Linked DNA regions of Homo sapiens: all the other regions are linked to region 2. Evidence: read pairs that join two places in POLR2A ChIA-PET (ENCODE). Cell type or tissue: HepG2. All regions are shown on one strand.

Region 1 (8,000 bases), 130 kb after region 2:
CTCCTCCCTCCCCGCCCTCACCCGCCCCACTCCCTCCTAACCTAGAGATTGTTACAGAAGCTGAAATTGCGTTCTAAGAGGTGAAGTGATTTTTTTTCTGAAACTCACACAACTAGGAAGTGGCTGAGTCAGGACTTGAACCCAGGTCTCCCTGGATCAGAACAGGAGCTCTTAACTACAGTGGCTGAATAGCTTCTCCAAAGGCTCCCTGTGTTCTCACCGTGATCAAGTTGAGGGGCTTCCGGCTCCCTTCTACAGCCTCAGAAACCAGACTCGTTCTTCTGGGAACCCTGCCCACTCCCAGGACCAAGATTGGCCTGAGGCTGCACTAAAATTCACTTAGGGTCGAGCATCCTGTTTGCTGATAAATATTAAGGAGAATTCATGACTCTTGACAGCTTTTCTCTCTTCACTCCCCAAGTCAAGGGGAGGGGTGGCAGGGGTCTGTTTCCTGGAAGTCAGGCTCATCTGGCCTGTTGGCATGGGGGTGGGACAGTGTGCACAGTGTGGGGGCAGGGGAGGGCTAAGCAGGCCTGGGTTTGAGGGCTGCTCCGGAGACCGTCACTCCAGGTGCATTCTGGAAGCATTAGACCCCAGGATGGAGCGACCAGCATGTCATCCATGTGGAATCTTGGTGGCTTTGAGGACATTCTGGAAAATGCCACTGACCAGTGTGAACAAAAGGGATGTGTTATGGGGCTGGAGGTGTGATTAGGTAGGAGGGAAACTGTTGGACCGACTCCTGCCCCCTGCTCAACACTGACCCCTCTGAGTGGTTGGAGGCAGTGCCCCAGTGCCCAGAAATCCCACCATTAGTGATTGTTTTTTATGAGAAAGAGGCGTGGAGAAGTATTGGGGCAATGTGTCAGGGAGGAATCACCACATCCCTACGGCAGTCCCAGCCAAGCCCCCAATCCCAGCGGAGACTGTGCCCTGCTCAGAGCTCCCAAGCCTTCCCCCACCACCTCACTCAAGTGCCCCTGAAATCCCTGCCAGACGGCTCAGCCTGGTCTGCGGTAAGGCAGGGAGGCTGGAACCATTTCTGGGCATTGTGGTCATTCCCACTGTGTTCCTCCACCTCCTCCCTCCAGCGTTGCTCAGACCTCTGTCTTGGGAGAAAGGTTGAGATAAGAATGTCCCATGGAGTGCCGTGGGCAACAGTGGCCCTTCATGGGAACAATCTGTTGGAGCAGGGGGTCAGTTCTCTGCTGGGAATCTACCCCTTTCTGGAGGAGAAACCCATTCCACCTTAATAACTTTATTGTAATGTGAGAAACACAAAACAAAGTTTACTTTTTTGACTCTAAGCTGACATGATATTAGAAAATCTCTCGCTCTCTTTTTTTTTTTTTTTTTTTTTTTTGGCTACTTGAGTTGTGGTCCTAAAACATAAAATCTGATGGACAAACAGAGGGTTGCTGGGGGGACAAGCGTGGGCACAATTTCCCCACCAAGACACCCTGATCTTCAGGCGGGTCTCAGGAGCTTCTAAAAATCCGCATGGCTCTCCTGAGAGTGGACAGAGGAGAGGAGAGGGTCAGAAATGAACGCTCTTCTATTTCTTGTCATTACCAAGCCAATTACTTTTGCCAAATTTTTCTGTGATCTGCCCTGATTAAGATGAATTGTGAAATTTACATCAAGCAATTATCAAAGCGGGCTGGGTCCCATCAGAACGACCCACATCTTTCTGTGGGTGTGAATGTCATTAGGTCTTGCGCTGACCCCTGAGCCCCCATCACTGCCGCCTGATGGGGCAAAGAAACAAAAAACATTTCTTACTCTTCTGTGTTTTAACAAAAGTTTATAAAACAAAATAAATGGCGCATATGTTTTCTAAGTCCTTGGATAAGTATCTTTTCTTTCAGGTATCAGAAATAAGACTGAATCTTCTGGTTCTACTTGGGGGTTAAAAAATTTTTTTTAAAGGAAGAATGAGAATAGTTTTATAGTTCTTTGTGATGTGCAGAATGTTTTTGTGTCCATTATAATTTTTCAGTCTTCACATCAAGAGGTAAGCAGTTAGACATGATTACTCCCACTTTCCAGATGAGGAGACTGAGGCTTGGGGGAAGTGACTTCTCTTGGAAGGCAGAGGTGGACATCTAACCCTGGTCTCTTGATTCCAAGTACTTAGTATATCGAGAGAGTGAAAGTTGATCCCCCTTCTTGAAGAGGGGAGTGATGAGGGGAGAGTGCAATGGCAAGATCTGGAAGAATGGCAAGAGGGTCCAAGGGTCTGTCATCCTCCACCAAGGTTCAAGACAGAACCTTTTGCTGGGTCACCTCAATCTGCCAGCAATGGAAGATGAGTAGCTGTGGGGACATTTCATAAAAGCAAGTGGTTTTTTTGTTTTGTTTTGTTTTGTTTTTTGTTTTTTTTTCTAGAACAAGGCTGTGCACAGTGGCTCACCTCTGTAATCCCAGCACTTTGGGAGGCTGAGGCGGGAGGATCACTTGAGCTCAGGAGTTCGAGACCAGCCAGAGCAATATAAGGAGACCCCATCTCTACAAAAAATTTAAAAATTAGCCAGGTATAGTGGTGTGTGCCTATAGTACCAGCTACTCTGAAGGCTGAGGTGGGAAGATTGCTTCAGCCCAGGAGTTCGAGGATGCAGTGAGCTATGAATGCAACACTGCACTACAGCCTGGATGAAAGAACAAGACTCTGTCTCAAAACATAAATAATAAGTAAAAAGAATAAAAGCAAGAGATGCACTTGAGAATCTCCAGCCAGATCTGTAGCCACTGGGCTTCTCTCCAAGGCTAAACTATTACAGGAGGGTGGCCTTGTGTCTCGGTCACCACAGACCACAGCGTTCCATTCACTCGGGGTTGTGCTGGAGCTGGCTTGTGAGAACTGACTGTTAGCTTCTCTTCCCAACTCCATGTTTGCCAGTGCCACACTGATAGCTTGAAATTGGTTATTGCCGGAGTGTTTACACCACAAGGACTAGCAAACTCTACAAATCCGGGCTTTTGTTCCTGGAGAGCCCGTTGTTAACATTCACCAGCACACCACAGCATTCGGCAATGGCTGGACCATGGGATGCCTACATATGGGGACATCCTCCTTGGGGATGAGGGTAGAGCAGGGCGATCCTTTCACCTCTTCCTTAAGGGAGGGGACAAAAGTTCTGGTCTGGGAAGCACACGTTTTGCTGATCAGCGTAACCTTGGGCAGGTCACTCCACCACTCCGAGCCTCATCTGTAAAGTGGGAATGATATCTCCCTCCAGGGCAGATGTCAGGATTCAATGGAATGAGATCACAGTAACTGTGAGAGCTCCCGTTACATGAGGAGTACAAGTGAACTCTTCATGCGCCCCTTTTTAGCGAGAAGTTAACCATTAAACTCTCCAGGCTTCAGAGCACCCATTCGCTGTCTACCTGATCCCTAGGGCCGCTCCCGCCTTCCCCTGTGCCTTCCCTCCACTAGTCAGCACCAGGAAATGTTTTCGATAACGTTGCAACGGAGGCCTTGTTCATGCTGCCGCCATCGGGGACAAGCGCGGGGGGGGGGGGGTGGAGGCCAGAGGAGACTATTTCAGTCCTAAATTGTGCTTAATAAACCCATATCAAAACCATAAACCCTTGGCTGCCATAAATTCCTCTACCCTTGGATCCTCCACCTCATCAGCCCTTTGCCCTGGTTAATCTCAAATCTCAGCGCAGGCAGCCGGAGCTTTAGGTTTGGTTTCTACTTCAGTTGCTAAACAGCATCAGCTCAGGTGGCAGACAGTAAAATTCCCATTTTAGAGATGATGAAACTGAGGTTCAGAAAGGTGAAGAAACTTGTCCAAGGTCACACAGCTAGAGACCCCAGCCAAGACCTGAGCCCATGCTTCCACCACCCAGGTAGCCTGATTAAGAAATGGGAATTCTTGGCTGAGCACAGTGGTTCACCCCTGTAATCCCAGCACTTTGGGAGGCCAAGGTGGGCGGATCACCTGAGATTAGGAGTTCAAGACTAGCCTGGCCAACATGGTGAAACCCCATCTCTACTAAAAATACAAAAATTAGCCGGGCACAGTGGTGCACACCTGTAATCCCAGCTACTCAGGAGGCTGAGCCAGGAGAGTTGCTTGAACCCAGGAGGCGGAGGCTGCAGTGAGCCGAGATCATGCCACTGCACTCCAGCCTGGGTGACAGAGCGAGACTCCATCTCCAAAAAAAAAAAAAAAAAAAAAAAGGAATTCTCAATTCTCAAGCTTCTCGGGGAGACAGATTTGAGGTTTCCTCTTACATCTTTGTTTGGTGGCCCTACAATTAAACCTCTTTCTCTGCTACAAAACAATGGAAAAAAACTGGAATTTCTAAGGCTCCTCATTTTTTTTTTTTTTTTTTGAGTCAGGGTCTCACTCTGTCACCCAGGCTGGAGTGTAGTGGTGCCATCATAGCTCTCTGCAACCTCTGCCTCCAGAGTTCAAGCAATCCTCCTGCCTCAGCCTTTTGAGTAGCTGGGGTACAGTGTGCCAGCACACCTGGCTATTTTTTTCTTTTATTTTTAGTAAAGATGAGGTCTTGCTATGTTGCCCAGGCTGACTTCTTTTTAGCACCTCTGAAAAGTTGTTTCCCCAAGCCATGCTACTAGAAGCTTCTTATTCCATCATTCCATCATTGCTCAGAGTGGGGACCAGAAGTAGAAGGGACCCTGGGTGACAGGCTGCTTGAAGATCCAAAGAAAGTTTCATGCAGTGTGAATGGCCTGTCATCCCAAATTGGTGAAATCGTCCTACTTCCTCATTTGTGGAACCCAGATAACCTTTGAGCTACACTTCTCAAATCCACGTATCATATGTAAATTCCAGGATGTGATCTCAGAGGCCTGAATCACAGGATCCCAGGCAGCTGTTTGACAATGGTGGAGTTAGACACCAAATCATGATGCCAAGGACATTTACTGGGCTCTTCCTCTTTGCCAAACATGGCTGGACATAATTTAATTCCCACAACAACCTCTGAGGCTGTCATTCTTGTGGTTCTGTTTCACAAATGAGGAAACAAGACCGGTCATGGTGGATCACGCCTGTAATCTCAGCACTTTGGGAGGCTGAGGCAGGTGGATCACCTGAGGTCAAGAGTTTGAGACCAGCCTGGCCAACGTGGTGAAACCTCATCTCCATTAAAAATACAACAAAAAAAAAAAACCAGCCAGGCGTGGTGGCATGTGCCAGTAGTCCCGACTACTCGGGAGGCTGAGGCAGCAGAATCGCTTGAACCCGGGAGACAGAGGTTCCAGTGAGCCGAGATCATGCCACTGCACTCCAGCGTGGGCAAAAGCTTGAGACCCTGCCACAACAACAACAACAACAAAGAGGAAACAGGCTCAGGAGGAGAGAGGAAGGGACTTGCCCAAGGTCCACACACAGCTGGTCACCAATCCATACCTGGTGTGGCCGCTGATCTGATGCTCATTGTCTGACTCCAGGGGCCAATATGAGGCCTCGAGGAAGACACTGGTGACTCCATCACTGCGTGGTGGGCACAGAAGTAGTGTGAATGGTGGAAAGCTCATCTCATGACAAATGTTGATGGGCAGAGCCCTGTGCCGGGAACCCTGGGATTATGGAGAAGCAATAGCGTGAGGCGCCTCCCTCCCAGAGCTTTCAGTTTTCATATGGACAGGCGAAAATTAGAAGCAGTTAAGAGCCAAAGGGGTGAACGTGACAGCTGGTGAGGTGGTAGGGAGGGAGAGGCGACTGCACTCAGGGAGTGGTGTATGCTTTGAGGGACGATTCAGAGGCAATAATGAGGCAAGACAGAAGTGCGCTCGAGGCTGAGGACTGAGCAGCAAGTGGGAGGAGGCAGCGGGAACTCTGTGCATGGGGGCAAGACGAGGGCTGGCATTTTCCAACCTTCGTGCACAGGCCACCTTGACCTCTCCATGCCCAAGGACCGCTGTAACTTCCATTACTTATTTTTCATTAAATCAGTTCAACATGATTCCCCTTAAACTTCAGGTCACTGACATAAATAGGAAACCAGCATCATTTGCCGTAAATAAGAGGTGACTGCAAAATTAGTGAAAAGAAAACAATGTTTTTCAGCTGCAGCCAGGTGGAATCGCCCCAGGGAAAGCTCTGCTCTTGTTTTCGTATTAAAAAGGAAAACTGACAAATATTACAGAGATGTTACGGGCATACACGTACCCAATGGAGACTTTCTCCTTAAAGCTTTCAGAAAAGGCCTGTAAAGGACAGACTTTGGGGACAATATCACTTAATACCTTCCAGTATGTTTCTAAAACTTCCCCCAGTTCCACTGGAAGCCCTCATCCACTTCTGGAAGCTCACTCACTAGGACAGCTGGCCCGCACACAAGTGGTGGGGACCTCAAATACTGGACAGAGGAGTATGGAATTTCTTCCGGGGAAAAGGAAGCCACTAGAGGTTTCTGTTTGTTTTTTGAGAGGGGTTCTCGCTCTGTCACCCAGGCTGGAGTGCAATGGCGCGATCTTGGCTCGCTGCAATCTCTATCTCCCAGGTTCTAGCAAGTCTCCTGCCTCAGCCTCCCAAGTAGCTGAGATTACAGGAGCATGCAACCACACCCAGATAATTTTTGTATTTTTAGTAGAGATGGGGTTTCGCCATGTTGGCCAGGCTGGTTTCCAACCCCTGACCTCAAGTGATCCACCCGCCTTGGCCTCCCAATATGCTAGGATTACAGGCATGAGCCGCCACGCCCGGCCCACTGGAGGTTTGAGAGCAGTGAAGGTTGTAGGCAGATCTGTATATATGTATATAAAGATACATATATTTATATATATTATATATTATATATTTATATATTTTATATTATATATTTTTATATTATATATATTTTATATTATATATTTTATATATATTTTTATATATCTATATATTATATATTTTATATATATTTTTATATATTTATATATTATATATTTTATGTATATTTTATATATTTATATATTATATATTTATATATATTTATATATTATATATTTGTATATTATATATTTGATATATTATATATGTTTATATATTATATGTTTATATATTATATATGTTTATATATTATATGTTTATATATTATATATGTTTATATATTATATGTTTATATATTATATATTTATATATTATATGTTTATATATTATATATTTATATATTATATGTTTATATATTATATATTTATATATTATATGTTTATATATTATATATTTATATATTATATGTTTATATATTATATATTTATATATTATATGTTTATATATTATATATTTATATATTATGTTTATATATTATATATTTATATATTATATATGTTTATATATTATATATTTATATATTATATATGTTTATATATTATATATTTATATATTATATATGTTTATATATTATATATTTATATATGTTTATGTATTATATATATTATATATGTATGTATGTTTACATACATATATACATATGTGCGTATGTAAACATACTTATATACATATGTGTGTATGTATGTTTATATACTTATACATATGTATATATATATATTTATACATATATGTGTGTGTGTATATATATATATTTTTTTTTTTTTGAGACAGGGTCTCCCTCTGTCACCCAGGCTGGAGTGCAGTGGCGCAATCACAGCCCACTGCAACCTCTGCCCCCTGGGCTCAAGTGATCCTCCTACCTCAGCTTCCTGAATAGCTGGGACCACAGGCACCAACAACTATTTTTTTGTATTTTTAGTAGAGACGGGGTCTTGCCATGCTGTCCAGGCTTGTCTTGAACTCCTGAGCTCAAGCAGTCCACCCGCCTCGGCCTCACAAAGTGTTGGAATTACAGGTGTGAGCCACTGCACCTGGCCAGATCTGTATCTTTAAAACAACACCCTGGCTGCTTTGTGGCAGACGAAGAGGTGCAACTGTAAGCTGGGAGACCAATGAAGACACAAGTGCACTGGATCAGGTGAGAGGTAGTGATGTCTACAACAAGATGGTGGCAGTGGAGTAGAGAAAAGCACCAATCCAAGAGACTTT
Region 2 (8,000 bases):
GCGGCGCTTGCGGGCTAGCTGGAGTTCCGGGAGGGCGTGGGCTTGGCGGGCCCCGCACTCGGAACAGCCGGCCGGCCCTGCCGGACCCGGGCAATAAGAGGCTTAGCACCCAGGCCAGCGGCTGCGGAGGGTGTACTGGGTCCCCCAGCAGTGCCAGCCCACCGGCGCTGCGCTCGATTTCTCACCGGGCCTTAGCTGCCTTCCCGCGGAGCAGGGCTCGGGACCTGCAGCCCTGCCATGCCTGAGCCTCCCACCTCCTCCATGGGCTCCTGTGCGGCCCGAGCCTCCCCGATGAGCGCCGCCCCCTACTCCACGGCGCCCAGTCCCATCGACCACCCAAGGGCTGAGGAGTGCGGGCGCATGGCGTGGGACTGGCAGGCAGCTCCACCTGCAGCCCCGGTGCGGGATCCACTGGGTAAAGCCACCTGGGCTCCTGAGTCTGGTGGGGACGTGGAGAACCTTTATGTCTAGCTCAGGGATTGTAAATACACCAATCGGCACTCTGTATCTAGCTCAAGGTGTGTAAACACACCAATCAGCACCCTGTGTCTAGCTCAGGGTTTGTGAACGCACCAATCGACACTCTGTATCTAGCTACTCTGGTGGGGCCTTGGAGAACCTTTGTGTTGATACTCTGTATCTAACTAATCTGGTGGGGACGTGGAGAACCTTTGGGTCTAGCTCAGGGATTGTAAACGCACCAATCGGCGTCCTGTCAAAACAGACCACTAGGCTCTACCCATCAGCAGGATGTGGGTGGGGCCAGATAAGAGAATAAAAGCAGGCTGCCCGATCCAGCAGTGGCAACCCGCTTGGGTCCCTTTCCACACTGCGGAAGCTTTGTTCTTTCACTCTGCAATAAATCTTGCTGCTACTCACTCTTTGGGTCCACACTGCTTTTATGAGCTGTAACACTCACCCCGAAAGTCTGCAGCTTCACTCCTGAAGCCAGCGAGACCACAAGCCCACCAGGAGGAACGAACAACTCCAGACAAGCCGCCTTAAGAGCTGTAACAGTCACCGCGAAGGTCTGCAGCTTCACTCCTGAGCCAGAGACATCACGAACCCACCAGAAGGAAGAAACTCCGAACATATCTGAACATCAGAAGGAACAAACTCCAGACGCACCACCTTAAGAGCTGTAACACTCACCGCGAGGGTCCGCGGCTTCATTCTTTAAGTCAGTGAGACCAAGAACCCACCAATTACGGACACGCTAGGTTGCTATCTAAACAGGTGCGACCAGCTTACCTCCCTTCTCCTAAGGTATGAGAATCCCTGTTTTCTGTACTGTGTGTGTTCAACTTTAAAACTCCCCAGAGACTGTATTCGAGGTTTCTGGGACAGTTTCTAAAGGTGTTTAAACTGTAAAGGATTTCTCCTAACAGAACCTACCTTCTTGACAGCTCTCAAAAATGTTTTTATTTTTGAGACTTTTTAAAAGAGCTGGCCAGGCACAGTAGCGCACTGCTGTAATCCCAGCACTTTGGGAGGCCAAGGTGGGTGGATCACCTGAGGTCAGGGGTTCGAGACCAGCCTGGCCAACATGGTGAAATCCCGTCTCTACTAAAAATACAAAAATTAGCTAGGCATGGTGGCGCACGCCTGTAATCCCAGCTACGTGGGAGGCTGAGGCATGAGCACTGCTTGAAGCCAGAAGGTGGAGGTTGCAGTGACCCGACACTAGCAACTGCACTCTAGCTTGGGTAAGACAAGACTATGTCTCAAATAAATAAATAAATATTACAAATAAATAAGACCTCTGCAGTTTATTCCTCTGGGAATTAGGTCCAGCTCCCCATGTCCATTAAACCTATGTGAACATGCGCAACCAGGCCTGAACTACATTTGTGTGTTGATGTAGAGAAAAAGGAGGCAGGGCTGCAACAAAGTCCACCCAGAGGTCTGCTTCCCCCATCATTCACCAAGAAACCAGCTGCCACAACAGCTCTGAGTGGGAGTTTCTTTTCATGTTGTTTCCAAAAATAAAAGCCATAGTCAGCTTGGGAAGAACTTTTCATCAAGCAGAACAGAGAAACAGTAGAAAAGATTCAAAGAGTTGGTGAGATTATCCAGTCCAACCCCATCGTTTATTACAGGAGGAAATTGAAACCCAGAGATGTTGAGTGACTAGTTCAAGGTCACACAAAAGAGTGGAAAAACCAGCAGCAGAACCCACCTCAAAGCCAGGTGCTCTAACTTCCAGCTGAGCATCTTAGTCCATTTTGTGCTGCTATAACACAAGACCACAGACTGGGTAACTTATAAAGAACAGTGACTTCTTACAGTTCTAGAGGCTGGGAAGTCCAAGATCAAAGGGCTGGCATCTGGCTAGGGCCTTCTTGCTACATCATCCTATAGTGGAAGGCAAAAGGGCCAAAGATTTTGGGGGCTAGGGGACAAACTCATCCTTTATAAAGATGCTCCTCTCATGGTAACAAACCCACTCCCCAAATACTGGCATTAACCCATTCATGAGGCCAGAGGCCTCATAACCTGATTACCTCTTAATGGTCCCACCTCAATGCTGTTGCATTGGGGATTAAGTTTCCAAGACATGAACTTTGGAAAATATATTCAAACCACAGCACTGAGTGCTCTTTATGTTACAGCAGGGAGTATCTATGATCTCCACTCACAGTCCTTTAAGGCTAACTTCCTTCCAATCTCAGTTGCTTTTAAAAATGACAGGAAAGTGAGGCTTCTTGAAAATGGATGTCCGCATAAAAATCATGGTAACATATCTATGAGCCTTTGTGTGTGCTGTCCCCACTGCCTTGGATTCCCTTCTCTGCCTAACTGCTTGAACTCCTCCTCATCCATCAAAACCCAAAGAATTGCTGCCTTCTTTGAAAATATTCCCTGACTCTCCAGGGCCTCTGGTTGTTCCCTGCTTTATGTTCTTGGCCCTGACCTTGCCCCAGCACTCAGAACCCTTTATGGCAGGATTGGTTCTTCTCCATGAGAGTGAAAACTCTTCCAAGGCAGAGATGGACCAAATTCATCTTTGCAACACCAGCACACAGCTTAAGCTACAAAAGGATGGACTTTGAACCACAATCTCCACGCGGAGGGGAGTTTATCATTCCACCCCAGCTCCCAGCTCACAGTGTGAGCCCAAGAAGGGTTTGTTGCTGCCAAAGGAATCTGAACAGGGAAGTTCTGCAACAGGAGGGGATTCTGATCCTGGAGCCACGGAGCTTTCAACAGACACTTCCTGGACGTGCCAAGCAGGTCAGGCTGACAAACGAGTGGGCACTAAAAGGCACAAGAAGCTCTCACATGTGTACAGGCCTCCAGGACTACAAAGCACTTGCAAAGGTGACCTCATCTGAGTAAACTTTGAAAGTGCTCTTCAGTGTTGCTTCTGTGAGGCCTACTTCACTTTTTACCAAGAGAACTGCTCCCAAGTCTGGCTGATCCTGACCTCAGGACTGTAAGACATGAAGGTGGCACACAGGGAAGGAGTAAGTCAAGCTAATAAATACATGTCTGAACATGCATTTATATTACAAGACATACGGGGAAAAACAGGAGCAACTCTAGCCATAAAATAACCCGTATATGACAAGTTAAATTGAGAAAGAATTACCTACTTTCACGAAGTGCGCTGAGGTTTATTGGGCTCTGCGCTTCCTTAAGAGTATTAGAAAAGAACACACAAAATGCTGAAATATGGGATTTCATTATCTCAGTTTACTTTAATTTGCTTGTTTACACACACGATCTGTGTGTACATAACAGTGGCAAGAGCCATTCTCTAAATACAATCTGGTACCCAGACTATGACAGATGCACGTGGAAAATGAGGCGTCAGTGAATTAATCTCAACATAGAAAGGCAAAATAAGCATGGCAGTATTCTATGATCACAGATGCCCCCAGAGCCTGGGGGTAACCGACACTTTTCAACATAATACAGGACAATTTTAACAAAAGACCCAGACTCCAAATGGCACCCAAAATATATTCGTTTCTCTGCCTTCTCTAGAGGAGTCAGAAAGTTCTAAAGGCTTACTCAAGAAAAAGGAGGCAGGGAGACTATGGCCTGCTAAGCACAGATGCTGAGCACTTTACATGCACCATTTCTCTTCATCTCCACCTGACAGACGATGAAAACGAGGTTTGCCATGATCACACAGCTATCAGGAGTGGTGCCAAGATATGAACCCACATCTCATGTTTGCTTGAGCCCAAATCCTTTCACTTATGTCAGGCTGTTTCACATAGGAATAGAAAGCATGCTCCCAAGGAAGAGGCAAGGGGGCTAAGCATGGACAAGTGGCGGAAGCCTCATCGATACAGAAGGCTCTGCAATTGACACTTTCCACATACAGTTAATTTAGTGCTGAGCCCGCATCAGACCCACGTGGGATAAATATCTGGAGATTTAAGTGTCACAAATGAACTTCTGGGGTCACCCTGTGCCTATTCCCTTTTGGTGCTGAACATGACACTTTGGAGAGCCTTTTTTTTTTTTGAGACAGAGTCTCACTCTGTCGCTCAGGCTGGAGTGCAGTGGCGTGATCCTAGCTCACTGCAACCTCTGCCTCCTGGGTTCAAGCGATTCTCCTGCCCCAGCCTCCCGAGTAGCTGGGATTACAGGCGTGTACCACCACACCTGGCTAATTTTTGTATTTTTAGTCGAGACGGGGTTTTATCATGTTGGCTAGGCTGGCCCAACCTCAAGTGATCCTCCCATCTCAGCCTCCCAAAGTGCTAGGATTACAGGTGTGAGCCACCATGCCTAGCCTAGGAGAGCTTTCAATCCCTTCAACAAGCCCCTGCCATCTACTCCATGGCCACTCCCACCACTGGTTTATGGGCATAGGCAACAGAGGGTCACATCTTACCAACGCCTCCAAAGCACCATGGTGCCACCTCCCATATCTCATCACCTGTGTTTCTGCTCCTTTTGGGTGCAACAAATCATGACTCATTGTGATGGATAAAATTAACCTCCAACTTGATGGGATATGAAATATTTAAAATATATCCTTATAGTAAAAGATTTTACACCGAAGATTCATCCTCAACCACTTAAGCTTCAGTGAAGCCAGTCAGGTGTAGTGCTTCTCAGTTAATGCTACTATTGGACTTGATTGGAGAGAGGGGCATCAAGGCGGCCTTAAGGGTGATTACCCCAACAGCAAGGGGCTCAGTTTGAAAGGCTTAAGGAGACAGTCTGGGAGAGAAGAGGGGATATCTTATCACAGGGCGTGGAACTGTGCCTTTGTGGATGGAGGTGACAGGATTTCTAACCCTTCCCAGCATTGTCACAGCAAAGGCCACAGAATGACAAAGCTGGAAACTGAAAAGTGCTGCAAAGGGGAGAGAAAAAGGAAACTGATTTCAAGTCCAGCTGAACAGGCCCAGGTATGGTTTGGTTTAGTTTGGTTGGTGATGCAAGTAACAGGAGGGAGGGACCACAGCCATGCCACCCTTCAATAAGGGTGATTTTGCAAACAGGTTGGCTTTTTGCCATCAGAGGGAGGCATTTTACTTCACTTCTGAATTATCATAATCTTGTCCAACAGGTACAGATGCCCTGGGCCACAGCAGAGTGATCAGTGCACTCAGCACATGACCCTGAAGCACACTGTTCAGTCTATACCACTGATATGTGGTCAGGGACATTTCGGTGCAAGAACGCATTCTGCAAAATTACCTTGATTCACCTTAAAATTCAACAGGCTGTTACTAAAATGCCTGCTTTCTGGTTTGATTATCTTATTTATTTATAGAAACCAGGGTCTCACTATGTTGCCCAGGCTGGTCTCAAACTCCTGGGATCCAGTAATCCTCCCACCTCAGCCTCCCAAAGTGCCAGGATTATAGGTGTGAGCCACTACACCTGGCCCAGGTTTCATTGCTAACAGAGAAAACAGCCCCATGAGGTGGAATTTAAGACTGTAAGACCAGAGTTTGGTTCATAACAAGTACATTAGTGTTCTAAACCAACCAACCAATCAACCAGCCAACCAACCAACCAACAAACCCTCAAAACAACCTACATGTGCCAGAGTGCAGCACTGGCCTTGTGAGTTATTTTCAGGAGTTTTATCAACAAAGAACAAATGTCACAGTTCTTATCAAAAACTGTAAAGGATTCGCTCAAAATAGAACAGAAAAAAAGTAATCTTATTGCTCCAAAAAAACCAGCATATAGTAATAGAAAACATGGACAGAAAATGATCATAGTCCATTACGTATGAATCATCCAATACTTGGTCGGAGAGGCACTGCATCTAAAAGGGCCTGTTTTGGTGGCTAATCGCAAGTCAGTTGCAATATTTAAACACTTCATGGATGAAACAAATATTACAACCAGAGAGTGTCCTTCAGGCATCAGGCTGTTTTTATAAAGAACCCTGCCTGAGCCGGGCGCGGTGGCTCATGCCTGTAATCCCAGCACTTTGGGAGGCCGAGGCAGGTGGATCACCTGCGGTCAGGAGTTTGAGACCAGCCTGACCAACATGGAGAAACCCCATCTCTACTAAAAATACAAAATTAGCCTGGTGTGGTGACGCATGCCTGTAATCCCAGCTACTCGGGAGGCTGAGGCAGGAGAATCGCTTGAACCTGGGAGGTGGAGGTTGCGGTGAGCCGAGATCGGGCCATTGCACCCCAGCCTGGGCAACAAGAGCAAAACTCCATCTCAAAAAAAAGAAAAAAACCCTGCCTGAAATAGATGCCTATGCAAAACTGACCAGTGGGAAATACTGTTTTGTTTTGTTTTTTCTTTTTTGAGGTGGAGTCTGCTCTGTCACCCAGGCTGGAGTGCAGTGGTGCGATCTCAGCTCACTGCAACCTCCACCTCCTAGGTCCAAGCAATTCTCCTGCCTCAGCCTCCTGAGTAGCTGGGATTACAGGCATGTGCCACCACACCCAGCTAATTTTTGTATTTTTAGAAGAGACGAGGTTCGCCATGTTGGACAGGCTGGTCTCGAACTCCCAATCTCAGGTGATCCGCCTGCCTCGGCCTCCCAAAGTGCAGGGATTAGAGGTGTGAACCACCATGCCTGGCTGGAAAATACTGTTAAGTAACAGCAGTAAGAGCCGTGAAAATCTAAAGACAACTGGAACCAGGGAGAAGGCAGCAAAGGAGTCCCAAGGCTCTGGCCACTCCTTTAGCCACACCATAAAGGCTTTCCTGATTCTGCCCTTTTGCTGAGCCTTAGGTCCCCACTCTAGGGACAAAAGGAGTGTTCCAGATAAAGGTCAAGTCTTACCAGGGACAAAAAGTGCCTAACTGGGAATGGTGGTGCTTGCAACACTGGTGATGTCGCCAAGAATAGTCTGAAGACTAAACTCACTCCCCAGACTTCAGCACCACCCACCAAAACTGCCTGGTACACTTTCCCTCTGAAGTAGGATCAATAATTTAGCCAAATAACTAAGCAAAATATATATTTGAAAAATAGATTAGCCATTGTCCTTCTGTCCCCCCTCTGTTACTCTTTTATTTCTTGTAACTATCTTGCTTCAAATTCAAACTACAGCTCTGGGGAGGAAGTCCTGGGGAAAAGGCTTTCGGATACCAAAACCCGTATGTCCCGTACCAGCTCAGCAAACCAAACAAGGTGCCAAACACCTTCTGGGACAAGTTGTGGAAATAAACAGCTGTGCACAGAAACATCAACACCCAGATGAAAGTCAGAATGCCCAGGGCCACAACCAGGGTGGTGATGGCGGTGTGGAGGCAGTGGCTTCGGTCCGTCTTCACCTCATGCAGCACAGACATCTCTTCTACAATCATGAGGGCGCAGAAGGTCAGCAGGAAGGAGTGACCTGAGATGTCAAAGCCATGCCAAAAGCCCCCTTCCTGGTGGCACTGCTGCTTGCTCTGGTGTTCCTTTCTGACCCCCTCCAGGGCTGGGGACTGGTAGCAGCTGCCCGTGTAGTGTTCGATGTTGGAGAAGATGGAGGTGCAGATGTACCAGATGGCCGTGCCCACAAGCAGGGTGCTCAGCCGCCGCAGGACCAAGCCAGCCTTGCCGG
Region 3 (8,000 bases), 110 kb after region 2:
CCCCAGGGTGACTGGCTAATGGCTGAGAAGAGGGAGGGCCTGGAAATCTGACCATAGGGAGCGGCTGGGCTTGGTCTTGAGAAAGATTCAGAGAGATAAGCTCCCACTCTTGGCTCCTCAGGCTCCCAGCAACCACCACCCCTGCCTGCCTGTCTGCGCCACCACAAAGCAGCCACGTTGTGTGTGTGTGTGTGTGTGTGTGTGTGTGTGTGTTTAATATAATATTTCGAACGTTAGGACAAGCATAGAGAATGATATTGCAAACATCTGAGTACTCACTATCCCAACTTTACAAAAGGGACAGCCAGAGGAGCCCGATGCCTGAGCTTCCGGTCCCAGGGACAAATGCCCCAGTTCCCTTAGTATTCATTCGTGGGTATCACGTGATCTCCAAAGTCTTCACATTCTAGAAAATGGGAACAAGACCCCAGACCCATCCTGGACAAAGGAGGAGAAGACCAGAGCACAACATTTATTAAGGTCTTGCCAGGCTTCCTGCTACCAGCAGGTATCAGTCACTGGGCTGTGCTTTTTCCACACTTCAGTAGGTTGGGTTCATTTCATTTTCATGACAACCCTATATGGGAAAATGTTGTGAAAATGAAATGAGCCCAGCCCATTGAACCTATTACAATTCCTCCCTTTTTGTGGATGAAGGAACTGAGGCCCACAATGGTTAAGCAACTTGCCTAGGGCCCCACAACTGATCCTTGGAAGATCTGAAGTCCCAGAGCTTCTGCTATTTGGACCACACTTCAGCACTGTCTATTATTTTATGCTCTCCAGATACCAGGGACATTTAAAATTGTTTTCAGCCCAAGCAAGGGAAGCAAAAATCTTTTAACTGCTTTAAAGTAACTTGAGGCCAGGCGCAGTGAATCAGGCCTGTAATCCCAGCACTTTGGGAGGCCGAGGCAGGCAAATCATTTGAGGTCAAGAGTTCGAGACCATCCTGACCAACATGGTAAAACCCCGTCTCTACTAAAAATACAAAAAAATTAGCTGGGCGTGGTGGTGCATGCCTGTAGTCCTAGCTACTCGGAAGGCTGAGGCAGGAGAATTGCTTGAACCCAAGAGGAGGCGGTTGCAGTGAGCTGAGATCATGCCACTGCACTCCAGACTGGGCAAGACAGCGAGACTCTCTCAAAAAAAATAAAAAAGTAACGAGTTCATTTTCGAATCTCTTCATTTCCTGCTCCTCTAAACTCAACCTTTCCCAGCTCTGCGACTAGTCCCAGACCTTCCCTTCTAGCCCACAGTTGTGCCGTACCAGCCAAACCTTGGTCTAGTCCTGCTAGTTCGGTACAAACACCCCTCACCCCCATCACCCCAGCACACCCCAGAAGCAGGAACGTAGGACCCAGCTTGCTCCAGGGCCCACTGAGAAGGAGGGGAGGGGAGGCTTTGGTAGACTCTCTTTCCCCTGTATCTGCTCCTGGCCCCCTGTTTTCTCTGCCCCCTCCCTTGGAAATATCTTCTATGTCTCATCCTTATGGGACCTTAGTCTGGGCTCATGAGCTGTCTTGGAAAATCTGGGCTTGCTGATCCCGATGCAGGAGTGGGTGGTCCCCAAGGCCTGCTCTGAACGCTGCAATTCTAACATCTAGATATCAGTGGTTCTCCAAGGGCAAGAGGGGCTTTTTAAGCTGCAAATACTCCCTCCTCTCCCAAACCCAGTTTTCAATGGGGTTAAGCCTGTCTCATCCACTTCAACTTCCATTTTGTGGACTGGGAAAGATTATGAATGGGAACCTGATGCATGTGTGAACAGTTGGAGGCAAGAAAAAGATTGAGAACTACAGTCTAAGGTTCCAACATTTCTGTGGTTGTATTAGTCAGTGATTCCATTATCCCAAAAGCCTAAGATTTTAGGCACTATGATTCCTCATAGGTGTCATCCAGAGGGCACTGTGTTTGAGAGAACAGCTCTCTCACAGTGAAAGTTCAGGTCTGTGACAGGCAGATGGGAGAGGGGTTGGCAGCCCTCCTGAGTGGATGGCTACCCACCTCCACTGCGTGTGGCCTGGTCCTGCGTGTGGTCAGTTGTTATAAATGTCTTTTATTAGACATCCAGAGTCATTTTCACTTGTGTAATTTAGGGACATTTCTGTCTCTTCTGGGCTCTAGTTTTCCCATCTATAAAATGAGGACATTGGATAATGAACCCTTCAGCCCTATGAGTCTCGCTCCTCACTCCCTGACCTACCTGCACAAGTCACACTGCCCACTAGGATGGGTGTGTTTGTTCCCTGGTCCCTTCTTTTTTTTTTTTTTTTAGATGGAATTTCGCTCTTGTTGCCCAGGCTGGAGTGCAATGGCAGTATCTCGGCTCACTGCAACCTCCACCTCCTGGGTGTGAGTGATTCTCCTGCCTCAGCCTCCCAAGTAGCTGGGATTACAGGCATGTGCCACCACACCTGGCTAATTTTGTATTTTTAGTAGAGACAGGGTTTCACCATATTGGCCAGGCTGGTCTGGAACCCCTGACCTCAGGTGATCCGCCTCGGCCTCCCAAAGTGCTGGGATTATAGGCATGAGCCACTGCGCCCGGCCCCTGGCCCTTTCTTGAGCTGCTGCAAAGCCAGCAAACCCCTTACTAGGCTCCTGGAAGGGGGATGAGAGCCCCAGACCATTCAGCCTTAGCTCAGCCTTGAAAATAGCTGCTTGCTTCCTGGCCCAGGGAAACGGACATGCTGCCCGGAGGATAGGAGAGTTGGCTGATGGCGAGTGAGCGTGGGTTAGTCGATGCTAGTGTTTGTTTACATGCCTGGGTTACCTGGAAGATCATGACACATGCAGTCACTTGGTTGTTTTGAGAACGGGCCAGAGTGACAAAGTGTTCAGTTGCCACTGTGGTCAAGCCATAGGAAATGAGGGTATTCCTAGCTGTGCCTGTCTTCTAGGCCCCACCACCCCTCCTCAGCCTGCTGGGAAGCTCCCAAAGCCAAAAGAAAGTCTCGGTGGAAGTCTCACTGGCCAGGAGAGTTGGGACAAGTTTTTATTTCTTTTTCTTGATGACCTTAGGAGAATTTGAGGACTGAAACCCTAAAATAGTCCCTGAGAACCAGAAAGTGTGAGCTGGAAAGGTAGGATTTCAAGACCAGCTGAGTCTATAAGAGGTCATCAAATCTACCTGCTCCCCACTTTACAGAAGAGGACACTGAGGCTAGAGAGGTGATGTGACGGGTCAGGGGTGGAGTCAGGTCTAGAACTCAGGCTCCCCAGAGCTGAGCAGACACCAAGCTCCCTGGAGTGAAACTTGCAGTGATCAGCTTGGGAGGCACATTTCTTGATCTAGATGGCTGAAACTTTCTCTCGACCACAGAGAGGGGCTTCAGGTCTCATGGGCCTATAAGTCTCTGCCACAGGATAGTCCACCATGGCTGGAAGGGGCTCCCTGGAAGGCCAAAGAATCCAGGGAGAACCCTGGGGGTCAGTGGGCCAACAGCAGGTCAAGAATTCTTTCCTGCAACCGAAAGCCAGGGAGACAGACACCTGCCTTGGCCTAAGCTGTCAGGCCCAGGACAAATATTCGGCTCCTGGCATCAAAAACCCAGCCCAGAAAGCGGACCCAGAGTTGCAGGAGGTGAGCGTAGGTGATGGGCCAGGGGCCATCTGAAGAGGCCTTCCTCGGAAGCCCCTGCCCTGCTCCCCACAGCCCCCTACCCAGGAGTTCCCTGGGAAGACAGGCTCATCACCTCTCCGCCTCTGCCCAGGTCGGTTAATATTCAATAGAAGTTACATTAGGTCCCCGACCCTGCTAATACTGAGCAAACATTTGGAAAACATCATTCCGTGACTGAGCTCGCGCCGGGCACTGATAACGCCCGCCTAACCTTGAGGAGCCCTATCCGCAGCTGCTGACAGCAGCCCTTTCATTCCGCCCGCCGGCCACTCGGCGCCCTGATGGGTGGGTGCGGGTGCTGGCAGGAGGCTGCCGTGGGAGGGGTGTGGGCGGGTGGGGTGGACGGCCCGGTCAGGGAAGCCGTGCTCTGAGCTGGCCCCGTCCACATGGTGGTCTGAGAGGAGGTTGCTTGCCTCTGGACTTCTGTTCTATCCACTGACTCCCGGGCTCAAGTGCAAAGGATTTGACTTTTATTCTCTGATTTTAACAATGTGTCAACATCAAGAGAAAGTTGAATAGCTGGGGTGTCAATGTTCCCTGGAGAAATAGGGTTCTTATAAGAATTAGAGTTTATGACCAGGTGTGGTGCCTCGCACCTGTAATCCCAGCATTTTGTGAGGCTGAGTGGATCACTTAAAGCCAGGTTTTCGAGACCAGCCTGGGCAACCTAATGAGACCCCGTCTCTCAAAAAAAAAAAAAAATTTAGCCAGGCGTGGTGGCACACGCCTATAATCCCAGCTATTCGGGAGGCTGAGGCAGGAGGATCGCTTGAGCCCAGGAGGTTGAGGCTGCAGTGAGCTATGATTGCACCACTGCAGTCCAGCCTGGGCAACAAAATGAGACCCCATCTCGAAAAAAAAAAAGAAAAAGAATTAGAGCTTGTCTCTTCCAATGCCTTCGTTCTCTCACTGCACAAATATTCATTGAGTACCTACTGTGAACCAGGCCCTGTTCTGGTGGCTGGGACTACAGCAGTGAACTAGAGGGATGGAGTTTTGGCCTTCTGAAGCTTTCCTTCTCAGAGAGAGACAGATAGTAAAGGAAGTAACAAATAATTCTACAATAAGTGACTTGAAGAAAAATAAAGCATGGGGGGCAGGGCCAGGGTGGGAGTCATGTTGTGTTAGACAGGGTGGCTGGAGAGGGTGTCTGAAAGGCGACATTTGTGCAGAGGCAGGAGTGAAATGAAGATGCTGCTGCGCTGTGCAGGAAAGGGAACCCCAGGCAGTGACCACAGCAGCCTACAAGCGTGCGGATGCGTCCAGGTGGGGAGGCGGGTTTTCGCGGACAGAGTGTGTAGGGGGAAGCCGGTAAAAGGTGCGATCCGAGAGGAGAGGAAGGGCCCTGGGGACTTGTGAGGTTGGAAGGCACTGGTTTTGAGCAGCAGGCGACATGACTTGAACGGATCCCTCTGTCTCTGAGAGGAACACAGACTGCAGGCGCAAGGCAGAAGCAGAGCCCAGGAGGAGGCTGATCTAATCCAGGAGAGACAGCGGGCCTGGGAGCAGGGAGGGAGCAGCAGGTCTGTTTGTCAGGATCACGACAGCACTGGGGTGTGAGGGGAAGCCAAGGAAGGTGGCCAGGCTTGATGCCAGTCCCTGAGACGAGAAAGAGTGCAGGGAGCCGGCTGGCAGGGAAATGCCTACGGGTAGGGAAACTGAGCCCCAGAGAGAGGCTGCGATTGCCACCGGCACACAGAGTGGCAGGTTCCAGACAGGAAGCCGGGTCTGGTGCAGCTTCAACCTCCCTCCTTTCTGAATCAGCCAAGCCTCATTCCACAGTGAGGCCTCTTGGACTCCAAGGGCTATCCCATCCACTGTCGGGATGGTGGAAGGATCATCTTCTATCTCAGGCCAGGACTGACCCAGATGGGAGCAGGCAGTGGAGCCTGGGGCCCCGGTGGGCGTAGGCTCCAGATCCCTCAGTGCCTGGAACAGAGCAGCAGTGGGAGGGAGGGAGACAGCGCCTGGCCTTGCTGATGCTGAGGTTAGTCTGGAGTACATGCAGCTCCTGCTGATGGACAAAACCATCAAGGCAGTTGGAGCCCCCAGATCCTCTTGTTCAGGAATCCCCAGGCCATCTCCTTGTCACCCAGAGTAATTTGTTTTGCTTGCTTTACTCACTTTCATTTGGAAAGAAAGGGACCCTTTTGTAGACCAGAGCTTGAACATCTTTAAGCTAGTCAGATCCCCTCCTCAATGCTCAAGACCAATTTTAAACCCATAGCCGAGTCTTCACTGTCTTGCGCGCCCCTGCTGATGGGTGGATCACTCTTATAGCCTCTCCATTGTGTTGGGGGCAGTTGTGATATGTGGAAAGTTCTTCCACCAGCTGAGTTAGAGGCCATCTCCCCTCATTCCACATGCTGATGTGGGCCTGTTCTCTGGACACCCCCCACCTCCTGCTCCCACTCCTCATCAGTCACAGACACCCCCACCCCCTACTCCATCCCTGTTCTCCCTCCTCACCTCTCTGTGCCTCCTCACAGCCGTCCAGAATGAGCGGGACCGGATCAGCACTCGAAGGTCAAGCTATGAGGACAGCAGCCTGCCCTCCATCAATGCGCTCCTGCAGGCGGAGGTCCTGTCCCGACAGGTACCGGGGTGATCCTGCCACCCACCCAGGGATCCCCCACACTACAGAGGAGCTCACCTCCTCCACCTCCATTCTCCCCAGCCAGGCCCTGGAGCAGCTGACGGGAGGGGCCTCAGATATTACAGAAGGGACACTGAGTCCGGTTTCACATGGCCCAGTTTGCAGCAAGGGCAGGAATCGAACCTGGCGCCCTGGGGCACTTTCTAATTCATCCTACTGCCTGCATCCCACAGGCCAAGCAGAGTCTTCACCTTCACTGAGGGCCTGCGATCAGCTCAGCTCCGAGAGAACAGAGCAGTGGCTCAGTGGAGAGAGGTGGCAAAGTGGGGCCCAGCCCTTCCCTTGCTGAGTGACCTTGGGCAAGTCACAGCACCTCTCTGAGCCATGGTTGCCTCATTGTCAGAAAAGGATGATGATTTTTTGCCCTGCTTCTCCTCTAAGGCTGACAGACTCCTTGGGGCTCTAAAGCTGACAGAGGAGGGGGCAGGGGGCAGGTAACAGGTGAAGGCACAGAGGGAGCCCTTCTCCCTCATCCCTGCCTCCTCCCTCCCTCCGTTTTTACCCTGAGCTTCCTTCAGAGCTGGAGGGCACCCACTATCCAGCCCCCTCCCCACATCTGATTCCAGGGAGGGGGCTCTGTGCAGGGGACAGAGAGTGCGGGAGGGCCCGGACATCTCCAGCATTTTCTTCCCTGTATCTCTCGAAGATCACCTCCCCCGTCTCCGGGATCAACGGCGACATTCGGGCGAAGAAGATTGCCAGCATCGCAGATGTGTGTGAGTCCATGAAGGAGCAGCTGCTGGTTCTCGTTGAGTGGGCCAAGTACATCCCAGCTTTCTGCGAGCTCCCCCTGGACGACCAGGTGAGGATGGGCGTGGATGGTGGGCAGTAGTGGGCAGTGGGCGGGGCAGCCAGGGGGCTGCTGGCCCACCTGGGATATAGCCGTGGACTGGCTTGATTTTATTTTATTTAACAAAATATGTAGTGCACACACGTGTCTGAAACTTTAAATCACCTTACAAATATTAACTCAGTTAGCTCCTCCAACAACTCTATGAGGTAGGTACTAAGGTACTATTATTACTGCCATCTCATAGGTGAGGAGATTGGGGCACAGAGAGGTTAAGTAACCTGCTCAAGGTCACATAGCTACTATCCAGCATAGCTGGGATTAGAACCTGGCAGGAAGCTCCAAAGTCCAAGCTCCTGACCATTGTACCTGAGGCTCTCCCAGGGGGATGTTGACAGGGACCCTAGGACAGGGATCAGGAGATTTTGGCTTAAGCTATGGCTCTAAGACTGGTTGTCTGCCTAATCCTGGGCAAATGAGTTCCTCTCTCTGAGCCTCAGTGTTCTCTTATCTGTAAAGTGGAAATGATAATATCCACTTTAGAGTGTGGTTGGGAGGATTGAGGACATTGGTGTCTGAAAAGTACAAAAATCAGGTGATGGGGCAAGCTGCACAGTGGCCAGACCAGAGCTGGTCTCCCTAAACATTAGTTTCTTCCTTGTTTCCCACCAAAACGATTGAACTCAGCATCGTGTTTCCCACCAAAACAATTGAACTGAGCATCATATTTCCCACCGTACATTTTTTTGGAATACTGAAATGTCCCTAGGGGGAAGAAAGGGTTGAAGGAAGGTGGCGTGTGTCTGAGGACAGATGAATTTCGGAGATGCCACCTATGAAGCTCCTGCCCAGAGCACCCCTGGGCCTCCAAAGAGATGTTACCCATCTGGGGAAGAGGAGCTGGGCTGGGCCACCTTCTCAGCTTCGGA

The links. ChIA-PET counts read pairs that join two places held together with the same protein. Peaks named below come from ENCODE experiments on the same cell type or tissue, not always from the same donor. Only the 100,000 strongest peaks of a DNase experiment are listed, where the experiment ranks them.
Region 1: POLR2A ChIA-PET joins it to region 2 with 6 read pairs; 3 of 35 experiments call an interaction of 5 or more read pairs at or near these places.
Region 3: POLR2A ChIA-PET joins it to region 2 with 5 read pairs; 2 of 35 experiments call an interaction of 5 or more read pairs at or near these places.

What each region holds. Positions count from the first base shown.
Region 1 is chr20:44,431,006-44,439,005 of GRCh38, forward strand. HNF4A (hepatocyte nuclear factor 4 alpha) reads left to right here. Exons shown (of 10, transcript NM_175914.5): 10 at 1-1,840. Among named protein-coding and RNA genes, the nearest start is that of LINC01430, 16 kb to the right of the region's middle. In HepG2, a CTCF peak has its summit at 757; DNase peaks (open chromatin) are centred at 686, 2,886, 3,356 and 4,806; H3K4me3 peaks cover 685 bases.
Region 2 is chr20:44,299,164-44,307,163 of GRCh38, forward strand. It overlaps FITM2 (fat storage inducing transmembrane protein 2), which reads right to left. Exons shown (of 2, transcript NM_001080472.4): 2 at 3,677-8,000. The coding sequence ends at 7,462. Among named protein-coding and RNA genes, the nearest start is that of FITM2, 8.0 kb to the right of the region's middle. In HepG2, no CTCF peak of the experiment used is centred here; a DNase peak (open chromatin) is centred at 3,308; H3K4me3 peaks cover 944 bases.
Region 3 is chr20:44,407,580-44,415,579 of GRCh38, forward strand. HNF4A (hepatocyte nuclear factor 4 alpha) reads left to right here. Exons shown (of 10, transcript NM_175914.5): 4 at 6,115-6,221; 5 at 6,928-7,083. MIR3646 (microRNA 3646) reads left to right here and starts at 541; the gene lies at 541-624. In HepG2, no CTCF peak of the experiment used is centred here; DNase peaks (open chromatin) are centred at 2,772, 3,802 and 7,432; H3K4me3 peaks cover 311 bases.